Linked DNA regions of Mus musculus: region 2 is linked to region 1. A link is a loop called in an ENCODE intact Hi-C map of the cell type or tissue named here. Cell type or tissue: gastrocnemius. All regions are shown on one strand. Each heading gives the region's core, and the rest is flanking DNA. Links, peaks and the distances in the headings are about the cores only.

Region 1 (8,334 bases), core at 1-8,000:
AAGAGGTTTTTGTTTTGAGACAGAATCTGGGAACCGAATTCAAGGCCTCTGGACTGCTGAGCCATCTCTCCAGTTCTGGATATTACAGTGTTGACAGCAGAGGGCTGTGGTGTAGCTCAGTGGTTGAGCACTTGCATATGATGATGAAGGCACTGAGGTCAATCCCCCGGGCTCCCACCCCCCTTGGGCTTGACGGTCCCTGCCTATAGTCCCAACTCCCTGATAGGATGAGGCAGACAAACCACTTCAGTCTAGTAATCCAACGCAAGCCTGTGTGAGAAAACAAGATGCCGTCTCAAACAGTATTTTCCTATTTATTTACGTACTTATTTATTTATTTTTGGGAAATCTCAGCATTTGTTTGTCATTGGGATGAACGTGGAGGCTTCCGCAAGATAGAAATATCCCGTCAAGTAACCAAACTGACACTGAGACTACCCCAAATGGTTTGGTCAGAAAAGAGCTCTCCCCAAATCATCAAAACACAATAGCATATGGATGCCAAGGTCATGGAGAAAGAGGAATTAGAGAGGAAAGATTTCAAAGTTTGGAAGAAAGAGTTGTCTTTCTGTGACACTAATGAGCTGCCCAACCTAAACATGTCCCAAATCAACTTCAGTCTCATCTTCAGCGGCCACTCTGAGAGCTGGGTACCTCACTTTTCTCCAACTCTGTGAGTGAGTGAGGTATCAAGTTGCCCAAAATCTAACTGCTGCACAGATCGGGAGCATAAAGACCCCTGGCTTCTCTCCCTAAGGCTGTCCCTTGCCTTCTTAACATGGTAGGTAGCCTTTGTGAATGGGCAGCTTGAGTTTGTCTCTCCAGGTTGAGAGAATTGTCATTTGAGCAAGGGCGTGTAAATCTCACACTCCCCAGCTCCATTTCTCAGTACAAACGCAAGGGTCTGTGTCTCCCTGGACTTATATAAGTCCAGGAGTTTCTATGTATTCTTTTTTCTGGGATGTCTTTGTCCTAGTCTCCTGATAATATCCAGCTTATCTTTCAGATCTCAGCTTCCCTCTCCTAGCTTTTCATATCTCTGTATTCTGTTATTATAGCCATCTTGGCTTATTCAGGGATTCAGTAAATATGAGCAGCCCTCCTATCTCCTTGTTGTCTATGGTGGTTTAACATCTAGCAAAAGCCACCAGAGATGCCACTAACTGAATCTTCACACAACACATCCGCTCACAAACAGAGCAGGGTGTGGGGGTTTGGGACAGAAGAACTTTGAGCTGAAGAGGCCCCCAGGAAACAGACTTCTGGTTTCCACAGTGGGGTCTCCAAGAGAGCCCGCTGAGGTGTAGAATTATTACTCTGTATGATGTAGATGTCTTAGTATATACAGACACTTGGAGGAAAAGTGAGAGAGAGAGAGAGAGAGAGAGAAGGCTGGAAATGAAAGTGCAGCTTGAGGAACAGCAAGCAGGCAGAATGAGGACAGGGTACATGCACGGAGGCTGGGCACTGGGCATTCTCTGCCCAGCTACTATCTCATCAGAGCCTAAGGCAGCATGGACTCCCCACTAAGAGACCTGTGGACATAGGCCTCTGAAATTGCCCTGCTATATCCAAAGGATAAAAGCAGCTTCTGGGTGGTGACAAGTGGCATGTGGCCAGTATTCTTGTCCTCTGCCTTGTATTTCTTTTTTTTCTTCTTCTTCATTTGTCTATTTGTCTGTTGTTTGTTGAGACATAGGTCTCTCTATGTAGTCTTGGCTGGCCTAGAAGTCAGTATGTAGACCATGCTAGCCTTGAGCTCACAGAGGTTCCCCTAGCTTCTGCCTCTCCAGTGCTAGGACTAAAAGCCTGGGCCACTGTCACACACACACACACACACACACACACACACACCCTCTGATTTCTGTATTTAAAACTATTCCATAAAAGCCTAAGGGCAGCGCACACATGTAAACCAGCATTCAGGAGACTGAGGCAGGAGGGAGAGTGAGAATAGCTTAAGGTCAGACTCATCTAGTGAGTCGGCACCTATCTTGGGCTACAAGAATCCTTGTCTTTAAAACAAAAAACAAAACAACAACAAAACCTTTAATAGAAAGATATGTCATACACAGCTTACAGGCCTTAAAGGAGAAGTTTAGGAAAAGGCAGCGAGGCCTTTGCAGTCTGTTTTAACTGATCAGCTAAAATGCTTGTGAGCTCCTGGAACCAGCAACATCGGTGAACCCCACCACCACCAAAGCCTAACCAGACAACACAGAGGCCTAGGAAAATGCTATTAGACAAACCACAGAAGGGCAATGAAGAGAATACACCAAATGGTTAGCTGGAGAAGGGTCCTTCGAGCCACCATCCTTCCAAAATCACCAATATACAATACTGACTCAACACAAAAGTTCCTTTCAAAAGAGGGGTCAAATTCACCTTTTAAACATACTTAAGTACTGAGAACCGCTGATAAACAGCAGCATCTTTTTATTTCACCGTTTACACTTTATCTGGAGTCCAAATCACCTAAACTTCAGGTCCCAGGACAATGCTACATGATTTTCTAGAAATCTGCCACCCTTGGAGGCATCTTTGGAGCCTCCAGCGTTAGTTTCGTGTTCAGGCAGGGTGTTGGAAACACCCAGAACCGGATGGGCCACTCGATAATGTCTCAGAAAGAGTCTCGAAATTGAGGAGACAAAGTAGGGGGTGTGCACAAATACCTTACTTCGTGTGTGTGTGTGTGTGTGTGTGTGTGTGTGTTGGCATGTTTTCAGTTCAACAAAGGCAGAGTTCCATACAAAACGGGCAACAGCTTCTTCCCGCCAAGTTTTACCTGCAGAGTGAGCAGCTTTGCGGGGGCACACCATGCCCTCTCAAGTATCAATGCTGGGTGGACAGCAGAGGGGCAAATTCCAGACTATGGTGAATCGGTGAGAACGTTCCCTCCTTGTCAGCGCCCAGGGAATCCAGGGAACATCAAGTGTGTGCCCAGTATTCCTCAGGGAATACCAGTCACTGGAGCTCAAAGTACGTCCATAAAGTCATATTCACCTTAGTGCAAGTCAACGCACTCCACACGAGCATAAGCGCTGGTTTCCAGCGCTCCTAGCCCATTTGTCTTCTGCCATTTAACCTTTCCAGATAAAGCTAAGCTCCAGGACTTAAATTCCAAGCAATGCTCTCTCTGCCCTCTGCTCCAAAAGAAGACACCCCCTCCCCCAATAAGGGCCTCAAGCAAACCAGTCACCTGGCACAGGGTAACACACGTGTTCCCAAAGAGACTGAAGGTGGTCGGCAGGTTAATCATTATTAAAATGAGGCGTTTATCATTAACCCTCCATTTCCTGGACTGAGAAGGCATCGGCCGGGTAACCCTCTAGCTTCCAACTCAATCCTCAAAGCCACGCCTTGTCAGGCTGGGTCCTGACGCTGGACGGGCGCCTCCATCCCTGAGGCCGTCAGTAAGAGGGGCAGCCCCAAACGGGAATTTCCTGGAGGGTGCCTGACATGAGCCCGAGGGAACCTACAGTCGCCAGGCATCCTCCTTGCTAGGCTTTACCAGACTTTCCAGAGTTTGGGACCAGGGAGTTGGCCACTGGAAGGGACGCCCCTCCAGCTCCATCTTCCGCCAACCTGACTCACCTGGTGGGGCTGAGCAGGGAGATCTGCGTGGAGTCCCCCAGGGCTCCAGATTCCTCTCCACTCCTTCTTCTCTCTCTGCACCCAGTTCCTGCGGCCATCGGGCCAGCAAACTTCTAGCCTCTCCCCCCACCCCGCCCCCTCCCCCGGCGACCCTGCCCCACGCCACTTGCGCAGGAGAGCGCGGAGACTGCGAGAGGACGGAGATGGGAAGGGAGGCGGAAAGGAGGTGTGCGCAGAGAAAGATGGCCAGTCGGCCCCCGCGCCAAGCTTACCCATTAACTCCCGGGGGACATCGGAGCTCTCGTCGGTCATGGTTGCCCCACTGGGCGCGGGGAGATCCCGGGTCCCACTCTCTGACTCTCGGCCCCGCGCCCTTCTTCAGACCCTTTAATGTTTCCGCGAGGAAGCCGCAGCTTGCAAGGAAAGAGTGGGCCGGCCGGAGCAGCGGGGCGTTGATCCAAGGTTGCCGCGCGCCCGCAGTACCAAAAAAAAAAAAAAAAAAAAAAAAAAAAAATCCTAAGAGTTGAAAATCCGAGCTGGCTCTGCGGCCGTCGCTACATGCCTCCCTCTCGGCTCGCTGCTTCAGGGGCCGAACGCAAGGCGGCTGCAACACCGGCTTCTTCCCGGGCGGGCGCCGCGCAGCCCGGCCTCTGCGCCGCACCTTGGGCGTAGGTGAAGCGGAAGGCGAGGGTTGGGCCGCCTGGCTGGTCTCGGCCTCCTGCGGGCTGGGCTGGGCAGGGGCGGGCCGGCTCTGCTCTCCTCCTTCCCCTTCTCCCGCTCCTCCTCCTCTCCTTCACCCTCTCCTGCTCCTCCTCCTGGTCCCCCTGCGTCTCCTCCCCGCCTCGCGAGAGCGGCCTCCGCACGGGTCCCCGGCCGGCCTCCGGGCCTGGGCGCACGGTGCCCGGCGCGGGGCACAGCCCGGGGACCGACGCGGTGCTTGGCTGCGGTGGCTGCTGCCTTGACTGCTGCGGCGGCGCCGGGCTCGGCGCCCCTCCTCGCAGCCTCGCTTCGGTGCAGCAGACGCTTGCGTCTGGAGAGGGATAGACCGTGCAGTTGAGAGAGCCCGAGAGCCATCTGCTGGCTGCCAGCGTGGAGGGCCCGGGCTGCGCGAGGGTTTATCCCCCAAATCCAGGCAGGCCAATGGACCCTGAGGCTCAGAGCTGCAGAGCCCCCAGCGCGGAAGCTAGTGCTTTCTGAGATCCTTTCGTGCACTTCTGGATCTCGGGCCCCGCTGAGCCTTGTGTCTTCGCACCCTCATTGTTAATTCCCCATCTATGTTGATTAAGAGCTACATGCAATCAATAGACAACCGTAAGATGGCAAGACAGGGGCCCCTTTGGAAAATGCCTTTTAATGGCGACCCAGTCTCCTTAAGCTTGGGGCAAATCGGAGGACCAGACATGGTTGCCAAAAGCTGGAATATTCCTGCTGCTAAATCTGATTCAATTTTACCCAACCCATCCAACCTTCCCAGAGGAAAGATCTCAGGTTCTGGAGTACTTATGTGCACTTCCATCACCCAAAGAGAATGTCCCTGACTGACCAATCAGGTTCCTGCTTTAAAGGGTTGAAAAGAGGGAGAGGGGAAAAGAGGGGGAAACACTGGCCTCTGGCAGCTTAGGTTCTGTTATTGTAGTTGTATTGGTTGGTGGATGGGTGGGTGGGTTAGTTTTTGAGACAGGGTCTCAATATGTAACCCAGGTTGGCCTGGAACTTGCTAACTAGACCAAGCTTGTCATGTCTACAAAGCAAAGATCTGTCTCCCTCTGCCTTTCAGAGTGCCGGTGTCACAGGGAAACATCTGACTGTTAAGTCTACTATTGGTGGTTTGATTTTTTTTTTCCTTTTTTTTTTTTTTTTTTTTTTAAGTGTCTCACTGGTAGGCTAGGCCACAGTTCTCCTGCCTCGGCCTCCAGGTGCCAGGATCCTGGCATGTGCTATTAGGCTGAGTTGGTAGTCTGGTTTTGAAGACTGCTATGGACCTTGCTTTTCTAAGAACAATGTTTAGTTTCCTCTAGAGTACTGCTGGTTGAGCTCTTTCCTTGGGAAGACTGTAAACAGACACCCTCCTTGCAGGGCTCCAACCACAGAGTTCCGTTTCATCAAAGTCCATCTTGGAGAACCAATGTGGTTACTGGACTTACACAGAACACGGGTGAGGGGTTACTTACTGGAGTGTGGGTGACCCTAAAGCAGTCATGTACCCTTACATGGATGAAGATTTCCTCACAGCTCTACAAATGGAGCCCCACTTTTAACTGGGAGTCCACATTTTATATACACAGCCACAGGCAGTTAGGGCCAAATCACATACCACTGGCTCCGAGTGTAGAAGAGAGCAGCTGGAATCTCACGTAAGGTACTATTGGCTCCCCCATCCCTTCCTTCAACAGTCAAGAGATTTCTTACAAGTATTCTAATGAAAACGGTGCTTGTAGTGCTGGAACCATACCTTCTACAGCAGATAATCTGATGATGGCTTCCCCTTCCCACCTGGTTCACCCCACTCCATCCCTGAATCAGACAGCGAGACTCCATTCTTTTAAATGTACTATTACTGTATGTGCACATAATGGGCCAGTTGGGGGTTTGTGGGGGTCACAGGACAACTTGTGGATTCAGTTTGATCCCTCTGTGGGTTCATCCCAGAGATCAAACTCGGCTTTCTGACAACGGCCTTTACCAGTTGAGCCTTCTCCCAGTCCCCCAGACTCTACTCTCTCCAAGACTCTCTTCAGGTATCTGCTTCTTACTGTTTACAAACCTATCATTTGTGTACCTTCTTCATAAAATTTCTTCAGGGCTTTTCAGATCTCTGAGATTCCTAAGACTGAAACACAACACACTTAAAAGCTCAAACATACGAGGGCCTCCCTTTATTCTTGTGTCTTTGTCCAGTTTTACCATTTAACCCTTGAATCCTGGATTGGGGTAGGGGAAGGGAGAGTTGGTGGTTTCCTAACTAAACAGTAGGCACTTTGAAGGCAGGAAATGTAGAAAACATCTGTGTGCTGTTGGAGATTGAACCCAGGGCCTCTTGCACACTGCCGGAGGAGCCTCTGCCTCAATGACCTGGATAAGGCAGATGTCCAATAAACACCAGTGAGCGTGAGCTTTCTACCTCAGACCTTTAACTCAGTTAATAACATTGGCAATTTGTTTAAATTACATATTCCCTCAATATATCCTACCTGAAGAAGGTGGAAATTACCACTCCAAACAGCCTTTCAAATACCTGTGGCTTAACAGGCTCTTTTCAGGGACATACTAGTGAAGTTTCAAAAATAGCCCTGAAGGCTCCACACAGTAGGGAACTTGTGAATATAAGAACAAAGATCGTTGTCTCTTTGGCCTGAGAGGTACAAGGGGACTGGAAGGTTGAGTGCCAACCCTGCATTCCAGCACTCAATTTTTGTGTTTAATAATTTTTTTAAGATTTCTTTTTAAGCTTTATTTTCTGTGTATGTGTGTGTGTCTCTGTGTGTGTGTCTGTGTGTGTGTGTGTGTGTGTGTGTGTGTGTGTGTTAGTGCACCAGTTGTATGCAATGCCTGAAGAGGCCACAAGAAGGTGTAAGACACCCAGCCGCTGGTGCTGGATTTCTGGAGGGTTGTAAGCCTTCATGTAGATGTAGTCTATGAACTATAGTACTATATAAGAGTATCTATCTAGTGTTCCTAACTGATAAGTCACTCCCCCACCCTTTTGGTACTTTGAGACAAGGTGTTACTGACAGCCCAACCTGGTCTCAAACTTACTTTGTAGCCAAGGGTGACCTTGAACTCTCAATCCTCCCTGTCTACTTCATGAATACTGAATTATAGGCACACACACCATCCTGCCTGGTTCTATGGTGTCAGGATAGAACTCAAGGCTTCTAAATCTTAGGCAAGCATGCTACCATCAAAGCTCCATCTGCAGCCCCCTAAACTTTATTTGATTTTGTTTTTTATTTTCTGAGATAGAGTCTTACTCTGTAGGCTAAATTAACCTGGAACTCATTTTCTAGCCAAAGTTAGGCTTCAAACTCATGGTGATCTTTCTACCTCCGAATGCACCTTACTCTGATTACAGGCAGAAGATACCAGGTCTGCACTTGAACGTTTAAAAAATGTTGTGTAGCCCATGCTAGCCTGACTCATGGTAGTTCTTCTCCAGAAGTCTCTCAGGCTGGTGTGAGATTTTCCCAGCATTTTCCCATCTCTTCCATGCTGTTCACTGACCCCAGGTCTTTGTGTGCTGGACAAGTGTTCCTTCCCTGGGTACCAACCAGACCTCACTTTAAGATGTTAAACACAGTGCGGTAAATTTGACACATACTGGATGACAAGGTTAATTTGGGAAATGATGTGTGTGTTATTTTAAATTCAAACATGAACATTTGTGCCACTATAGCACATTTTTGCTTTCCATTATGATTAGAAAATACAATCTGAATAAAGTAGTTGTCAAAAGTACTTAATGCTTTCCTCATATCTTAAGATCTTTAGACCAATTTTTGCCTAGTGATTAAGCCCATGGTGACAAAACAAACTGAAATGGGGAGATCAGTATGCTAACAGAACTCCAACTTATCTAGGATACTTTCTGATCTTGCCAAAGACAGTGAGAACCAATAGCATTTCCAAAAATGTGTGTGTGTGTGTGTGTGAGAGAGAGAGAGAGAGAGAGAGAGAGAGAGAGAGAGAGAGAGAGATCCAGCTTCTCGTTCTACCACATGGGCCCCAGGGACTGAAGTCAGG
Region 2 (8,334 bases), core at 327-8,326, 450 kb before region 1:
AAAAGAAAAATGATTTTATTTTTTTATTTTTTTAATTGGGTATTTATTTCATTTACATTTCCAATGCTATCCCAAAAGTCCCCCACACGGTCCCCCATCCACTCCCCCACCCACCCACTCCCACTTCTTGGCCCTGTCATTCGCCTGTACTGAGGCATATAAAGTTTGCACGACTAATGGGCCTCTCTTTCCACTGATGGACGACTAGGCCATTTTCTGATTCATATGCAGCTAGAGACACAAGCTCCAGGGGGTACTGGTTAGTTCATATTGTTGTTCCACCTATAGGGTTGCAGATCCCTTTAGCTCCTTGGGTACTTTCTCTAGCTCCTCCATTGGGGGCCCTGTGATCAATCCAATAGCTGACTGTGAGCATCCACTTCTGTGTTTGCCAGGCCCCGGCATAGTCTCACAAGAGACAGCTATATCAGGGTCCTTTCAGCAAAATCTTGCTAGTGTATGCAATGGTGTCAGCGTTTGAAAGCTGATTATGGGATGGATCCCCAGAAAATGATTTTTAAAAAATGCTAAAATATTTTTATGACAAGAACCAAAGCAAATGAATGAGAGATCCACACAACTCATTGTTTAAAACTATGAATTACATGCCCAGGAAAATACTTTGGATTCAGCAAAACAACTCAGAAAACAGAATGGAGGACTTTATCACAAAAGCTGGACAAACTCAAGGTGTGCAAAACTCAGGTGAAGAATTGGAGGGAGAACCAGAAATCTCCAGATGGACTGAAAGGAGGAGGGGCAGGTTAGCAAGTAAGAGGAACATAGGTCAGCATGTAAAATTGGTTCTAATTAAATAAGGACTACACCAAAAAAAAAAAAAAAAAAAAAAGGAAAGAATTGGGACTGTTACACCAATTAGCCTGAACTAAAGGTGACGGTAACTTTTTGGAACTTAAAATGTTGCCTTGGGGTTTAGTGAGTGAACTATTTATTGTGTAAACATGATAATCTGAGTTTAGTTTAGAACCCACATAAAAGCCAGACACAGTGGCACACACACCTGAAATCTTAGCACATCTATAGCAAGACAGAAGATAGAGCCAAGAGAATCTCTAGGAGCTCCCTGGCCAGACAGCAGGCATAAGCAACAGTAAACAGCAAGAGATTCTGTCTTAAACATGGCAGAAGGAAAGGACAGTAACCCATGTTATCCTTTGACCTTTACATGCATACATGCATGTCATGATTTCATGGCATGTAAGTTCTCTCTCTCTCTCTCTCTCTCTCTCTCTCTCTCACGCACACACACACACACACACACACACACACACACACACAGAGAGAGAGAGAGAGAGAGAGAGAAATGGTGTATTGGGACACTCATCTTTTTTGTCCGAATATGGACTATGAAAACAGCTCTATTCCTAAGGTTGTGCCTATTTGCCAGTGTCTTCTAATGTGGCCAAGAAAATAACAGAGAAGAGACTCTCATCAACATGGAGCTAAGGGCCAGGGAACACAGTGAACTGTGGGGCTGTCCTAGAGGGATTTCAGAATCTCATTGGACAAATGGCCACTGTTTCCTGTTTCTGTAGTTATTTTGTTTCTGGCCCATTGTTGGACAGGGGGTCATTGGGTGGAGTAGACTTGGGAAAAATGTGGTTTATTGAGTTTTCAAAGCAAAAGGACCTGAATCCAGATGAGGTAGCGATTGAATGTGACTTTGGGACCCAGTGAGGTTTACCCACTGAATATGTTTTATGTGTAGAAAAGACCACGAATCAAATGTGATCCATATTTCAGACAGTGATAAATGGTACATTTTATGCATATCTCTGCCCTTCCCTGTGTGATGGTGGGTGGCACTTTCCTACATGACTTCCCTTGTCCAAGGAAATTATGACTTACCCAATTCCTTTATCTTCTCCCCATAAGGCTACCTCTTATGCTCCAATAGAGCATCTTCTATCAACGAAGGTCCTGAATGAGGGAACACAGATCAGGCTACAGCCAATCCCAAAGATCATGAAGTATAAAGTAGGTAAATGATTGATTTTTGTAAGCCATTGAGACTGTCTAGCTCCTGTGTTCCTCTGTGCCGTCTTTGGGCTTTCTGCAGAGTCATTTGATGCATATCCAGACCTAACATACGGTCTCTAAGCAGGAAAACATTTATGGGTCTGTTTTTGGGGTTTTAGATTTTTTTTTTAATGTGGCCCAGGATGCCACTAATTGCAAAGGAGACTTCAAATTTTTAATTTTCTCTTCTAAAGGTTTTTATTTTGTTTTATTTTGCTTTATTTCTGAATGAATATCAGTAAATGAAGTAGGGGTGTTGTCGTAGATACTTTTCAATTGTTGTGACAAACCGTCATAACCAAGACAGCTACGAGAAGAGGCTTGCAGGTTCAGAGGGTGAGTCCAAGGTAGCTATGGAGCACAACAGAAGGCAGGCAGGCATGGCAAACTGGAGCAGTAGCCCAGAGCTCACGCTCTTATTCCCAAGTAGAAGTTAGAACAAGAGATGTTCTAACTGGGAATGGCTAAAGCATTTGAAACCTCAAAGTCCTCAGTGGTCCTCCAAGGCCACACCCCATAATCCTTCCCACACAGTTTCTCCCATTGGGATCAAGTATTCAAATGAGCCTATGGGGATCATCCACTTTCAAACCACCACAGGCTTTAAAATAGCCTGGTTAAGCCCACAAATATGGAGCAGGAACATGACTCTTACAACAAGGTTATAAAACTTCATGATGTTTAAGATCATAAGGTGAAAATAAGCTTGCTATTTCCCCTTACTATACATTAAATTAACTATCTTTCTGAGCAGAAGATTTTCTTAGTCTTTCTTTAAGGGTGTGTTCATGTGTTTGTTTCACCCTTATCCTTGAATTCACTTAATTGTGCATAAAATGCTAGATTGCAAAGCGTTCTGTTTGAGCACTTTGGGGATATTATTCCACGGTTCTGGGTTCTTTTTGCTGCTGAAGGTGAGAGTCACAAAGGTAATTCATGTACACATTAAAAGAGAACAGAATCGCATGTATCTTAGCAGTTTCTAAATGCACATGTGGTAACAATTGATTACAAATAAAAATTTAAGTCGGTAATGTGGGAGCAAGATAAATGAAATAAAGCTATTATATGTGGTAAAATAAAATCTGTGATAATCATTATGAGTTTTTTTTAAAAAAATAGCTTGACTATTATATAATGCATTTTGACGTGACTTAACTTAGGAAAACAACAACAACAACAAAATATCCATATGGTTTATGTAGCAGATTTGTTCTGTCCCAATACCCAAGCAACTGCCCAGATCCGCACATGAACAAATTGCATGTACTTTGTGATGTCCCATAGTGGGATGCCCTGTGGTCCTCCCTGGAGCAGATAGGGCAGGCTGAAGAGGAACTTTCCAAGCTCATTTACCACCAGTTTTACATGCAATTAAAATGGATCTGTACATTGGAAGGCTCCTTCAGGGAAGTATGTGCAGACCACCATGTTTTGGGGAAGGAGCTGATTTGTTTCTCTTGCTCCGTTCTGGTTTAGACTCCACCTCTCAGTGACTCGTGAACTTATAGCTTCTGTCGTTTATCACAGGAAATCTGAGCCTTTCTGATGACAGTGACAAAACAGTGATGTAACATTAAACTGGTCTTGATTTGATTTGTTCTAAAAACAAAAAACAAACAAACAAAAAACAAAAGCAGTGAAATGTACTATAAGCTGAACATCTGTGTTCTTAACTATCCATCCTGCAATCTGAGACCCCCAAAACACCTGTGCTACAGTTCTAACCCCCCCCCCCAATACATAGCACAATCCTACACTCAAAACATCTATGCCATGGTCCTAAACCACCGCCGTGCTGTCGTCCTAACCCACAAACAGCCATGCTACAGTCGAAATCCCTAAAACATGGTCCAGTCCTGACCCAGAAAAAAAAAATCCTTGTAACAACCCTAACCGCAAATATTCATGCTATGGCTCAAATCCCCAAAACATCAGGACTATAATCCTAATTCTCAAAATGATGGTATTAGGAACCTGGTCTTTGGAAGAAATTAAGCCACAAAAGAAAGTGAAGCCTATGAGACTATGAACAGTGGGCTCATCAAAAGACACAGATGGTCTGGGGATGTAGCTCAGCTGGTAGAGTGCTTGTCTCACATGCTCCAGTCCCTCCAGCTTTGAACCCCAGCACTGCACAAACCAAGTAGGTGTCACATGCATGTAGTACAAGCACTGACTGCTCTTACAGAGGTCCTGAGTTCAATTCCTAGCAATCATGTGGTGGCTCACAGCTATCTGTAACAGAATCCAGTGTCCTCTTCTGGTGTGTCTCAAGACAGCTACAGTGCCAGTATACTCATATACATTGAATGAATGAATGAATGAATGAATGAATGAATGAATCCTTGAAAAAAAACTGATTGCAAGCTTCTCCTTCAACATTAGAGGGCGCTATAGGAACACAGGAACCAAGATCTGGCTCGGATCCCCTGAAGTTCGCTGTGGCCGGCCTGAATCAGCAACTGTGCAACAGCAACTCCTGTGGACACCAACACGCTAGTATACAGTGGCTATAAAAAAACCACAGAGATCCACTTGTCTGCCTCTGCCTCCCAACTGCTAGATTGAATGAGTGGGGCACCGTCCCTGGCCTGTTTATTCATTTATAGTAATTTTTATGAGGCACTGCATCTATGAGAGAGATAATTTATAGCTGTGTTGTGATGAGGAGAGTAGCCAATCAGAGTACTTGATGCTATCACATCCCAGCAATTGATTCAAAGGCAAAGAATATTCTGAGCTGAGTCCACAGGACCCTTTCCGGGGCTCTCTCAGACTCAGTACTTGAGCTTCTTCCCTTTTGTGGAAAATGAGATTCCAGAAGTGGCAGCAGAGCTGTTTATATTCTCTTGCAGATGAAGAGAAGAAGAAGCAGACAGCAAAAATGAGTGCTTGGTACTGTGTTACAAAAAAGAGATTTAGTTCTCGTTGCTGTGGTCCCAGGACCAGGTTTGTCTCTATTGTTTGTCCTTCTGTGCCCTTCCACACCCTCCATCTCTCCCAACGGCCTGTGTGACTCTGGGATTGACCTGAATGGGACAGTGAGAAATAAATCACAGACATATATACACAGAGACAGAAAAGCTGTGGTCTCTGATGGAGAAGCACCAGCATCGCTGATACTCAGCACATTTATTATATACATCTGAGGGAGGAGGTAGTTAGCTGATCTTGGTAGAGCGGTCCCAGGCTCGGGTCATCAGGGAGGAGGAATCTGTGTCTGTTACTTTTTACACAGTTCTAGAGCCAATGATCACCAGTTTATCAGCATTAGTATCTGAACCAGAGAAAGGCCTTACCATTCCCCTGATGGAGAAGGCCTTGCCATTCCCGTGTCTGAGATGTCAGGGTCCTTGACCTGACCAAGCTCTTGTTGTGAATGGTCATTCGTGTGTGGGTAGGGTCACTCCCTCAAAAATTTCATCTGGACTTCTACCACTTCTAAGCACAGTTCTGACAAATAGAGGCCACACTCAATGAGCACAGTAAAAACTTAACTGTGTAATGCGGAAGCCGGTAAATAGGTCTGGCCCCTAATCCTTTTTACTGGCTGATCGTAACAGACCTCTATTCTGATTTAGTGGCTGGAGGGTGGGTGGGTGTGGAATCTGGATGATAAAGGCAAGTATCAATATATAAGGAACCAAACCAAACCTTTAATACAAATATTGGAACTTGAAAGGAACAAAACTCAATCCCAAGGCAAACTTTGCATCTTTATAAAGGTAATGTAGGACAAGGTAAAAACAAGGAGGAGAAGGAAGAGGGAAAGAAGGGGGAGAGGAGAGGAGGACGAGGAAGGGGAGGAAGAGGAGGAGGAAAGCCCAGTGACGTTTTTCACACTTTAATCCCAGTGCCAGGGAAGCAGAAGCAGGCAGATCTGTGTGGGTTCAACTACATGGTGTGTTTTAGCCCCATCCCCTCCCCCACGTCCTCTTCCCTCCCCAAAAATAATTAGAGGAGAAAGGGAGGAAGGAGAGAGAGGAGGAAGAAGATATGAATTATCCTTTGCATTGTTAAAAGTACTGAATTAAAATCTTCCTCCATCTTGAAGAACTAAACCTTGGAATAATAAAACTGTTTCATGGTCTGGGAGCTCCGTGGTTACCATTTGCCCCGCAAGCATGAGGATGCAAGTTTCATCCCTGGAACTTATGTGAGCACGAAAGGCCTAGTGACCTGTGTTTGTAATTAAAGCACTGGAAAGGATGAGGTGAGTTAATCCCTGAGCCTGGCTGGCAACCGACTTAGCCTGCTTGGCAAGTTGAAGGTCACTGAGAGACCTTGTCCTTAAAAGTAAGGTGGACAATGTGTTCTGGAGTTTTATGTCAACTCGATACAAGCTAGAGTCATTTAGGAAGAAAAGTTCAAATGAAAATGTGCCTCCATAGGATTTGCCTGTAGGCAAGTCTATAGTACATTTTCTTAATTACTGATTGCTATCGGAGGGCCCAGCTTACTGTGGGCAGTGCCACATTTTAGGTGGGAGGTGGTTCTGGGATGGTATAAGAAAGCAGGCTAAGCCAGCTATGAAGACCAAGCCAGAAACCAGTGTTCTTCCATTGTCCTTCCATTGTCTCTACTTCAGTTCCTGCCTCCAGGTTCCTGTCATGCTTGAGTTTCTGCCCTGACTTCCCTTAGTGATAGACTATTACATAGAAATGTAGCAAAATAAACCCTCTCCTATTTGGGCTACTTTTAATAATAGTGTCTTATTACACCAAGAAAAATCCTAAGACAAAGTGCTTGAAGAATAGAATCCAAGATTGATCTTTGGCCTACACACACACACACACACACACACACACACACTCCAGTTAAGAGCAGTATGCCCACATTCAACATGCTAAATCTTTTCTACTTGGTTCAATGACACAATCTTTACTCTCTTCTCTGAAGGCATACCTTAAGTGCCAGGAAAGCCTTAATTCACACCTAAGTAATAACTGGCATTTAAGTTGTGGAATATATACATCTATCCATGAGTTCAGGGCTCCAAAATCAATTAACAAAGTCAATGCAATAGCCTCAAGAATAGAGCACCAAAGTTAACAGAAAAAGTATACCCACGAATGAAAACGCATTAATATAAGTAGTTAAATTTAGGAACCCTGTTGGGAGTGGCGACACACACCTTTAATCTCAGCAGTTGGGAGGCAGTGACAGGCAGATCTCTGTGAGTTTGAGGCCAGCCTGATCCACATAGTAAACTCAAGGACAGCCAGAGCTATACAGTAAGACCTTGTCTCGAAGTTAATTAATTAATCCTATCAAAAATACTTACTGACATATTTACAACAAGTCAATATGCACACATGCACATGCAGGCAAGACTAACTGGATACAGTAGAATATTAAAGGGGGTAAAGGCATTATTATATTGGGAGGGGGATATGCTCAGAAGGAGCTGGAGGTGAAAAAAATGGTTGGTGGACATGATTGCAATACACTGTATTACAATCAAGGAGAGGCAGGGAGGGAGGAAGGAGTGAAAGGAAGTGGCCATTATCTCTGGTACTGTGTAGTTTTACAGCTTTGGGGGAATGTTCCTTGGCTACTGGCATACTTCACATTTAAACTGTAAAGTGCACCAGAAGACAGCATGTTTAAGAAAAGAGGTGAGGAATATTCTCAGTGAGGCAGTCCAGCACAAGATTGAACATGGGACTGTAACAGAAAATACAGACATCATTTTGCTCAGTTAATAGGAAACAAAATAACAGAGATGAACTCCCACTAGGAGCAGTATAGCACCAGTACATGACTGGATATTAGATTTATGACTCATGTCCATGACCCAATTTGTCATGGAGAACAAGAGGCAAAATAAGAGTGTAACCTGACCAAGGATGGAGGCAAAAACATTTGCCAGAAATTCTAAAGAGGACTTAGATGCTGAGTAGAGATGACACGCCATTTGGGTTCACGGCTTAGATTCTGAGGTTCCAGGGAATGCCCACTGCCACTGAGCCAAGCCTCTGTGGTGTCCAGCTTCAGCGTACTCCATCTGATCCATGCTGGACTTTGTGAGGTTTAAGCAGAGAGTACACAGAAATTGACCTTCCTCTATCCGGGGTTGGCCTTCAGCCTAGAGATAACCGGCTTCTGTGATTGCCTCAACTGGGCACTGATTTCCTCTGAGATGTTGGTCAGACATGGAGCCATCCTACAGATAATAATTAAGGACAACTGTTCACACACTTAAGGAAAGCATTCCTTGGATACTCAAATCAAAGTGAGGATGTGTGCACTCTATTTGCTCCGAAGATTTTCATGTCAACACAAAGTAGT

The links. Hi-C counts contacts between places; a loop is a spot of excess contacts. Peaks named below come from ENCODE experiments on the same cell type or tissue, not always from the same donor. Only the 100,000 strongest peaks of a DNase experiment are listed, where the experiment ranks them.
Region 2: a loop joins it to region 1, with 3 times the contacts of the local background. A loop is called at or near these places in 23 of 42 quality-filtered maps.

The regions. Positions count from the first base shown.
Region 1 is chr13:24,276,695-24,285,028 of GRCm38, forward strand. Carmil1 (capping protein regulator and myosin 1 linker 1) reads right to left here and starts at 4,096. Exons shown (of 38, transcript NM_026825.3): 1 at 3,867-4,096. The coding sequence starts at 3,906. In gastrocnemius, for the core only: a CTCF peak has its summit at 4,663 (motif pointing left); DNase peaks (open chromatin) are centred at 2,822, 3,540, 3,918, 4,381 and 2 more places; H3K4me3 peaks cover 1,937 bases; H3K27ac peaks cover 1,400 bases.
Region 2 is chr13:23,828,770-23,837,103 of GRCm38, forward strand. It overlaps a transcript of Slc17a3 not described here. Among named protein-coding and RNA genes, the nearest start is that of Slc17a3, 6.5 kb to the right of the region's middle. In gastrocnemius, for the core only: a CTCF peak has its summit at 4,430 (motif pointing right); a DNase peak (open chromatin) is centred at 4,469.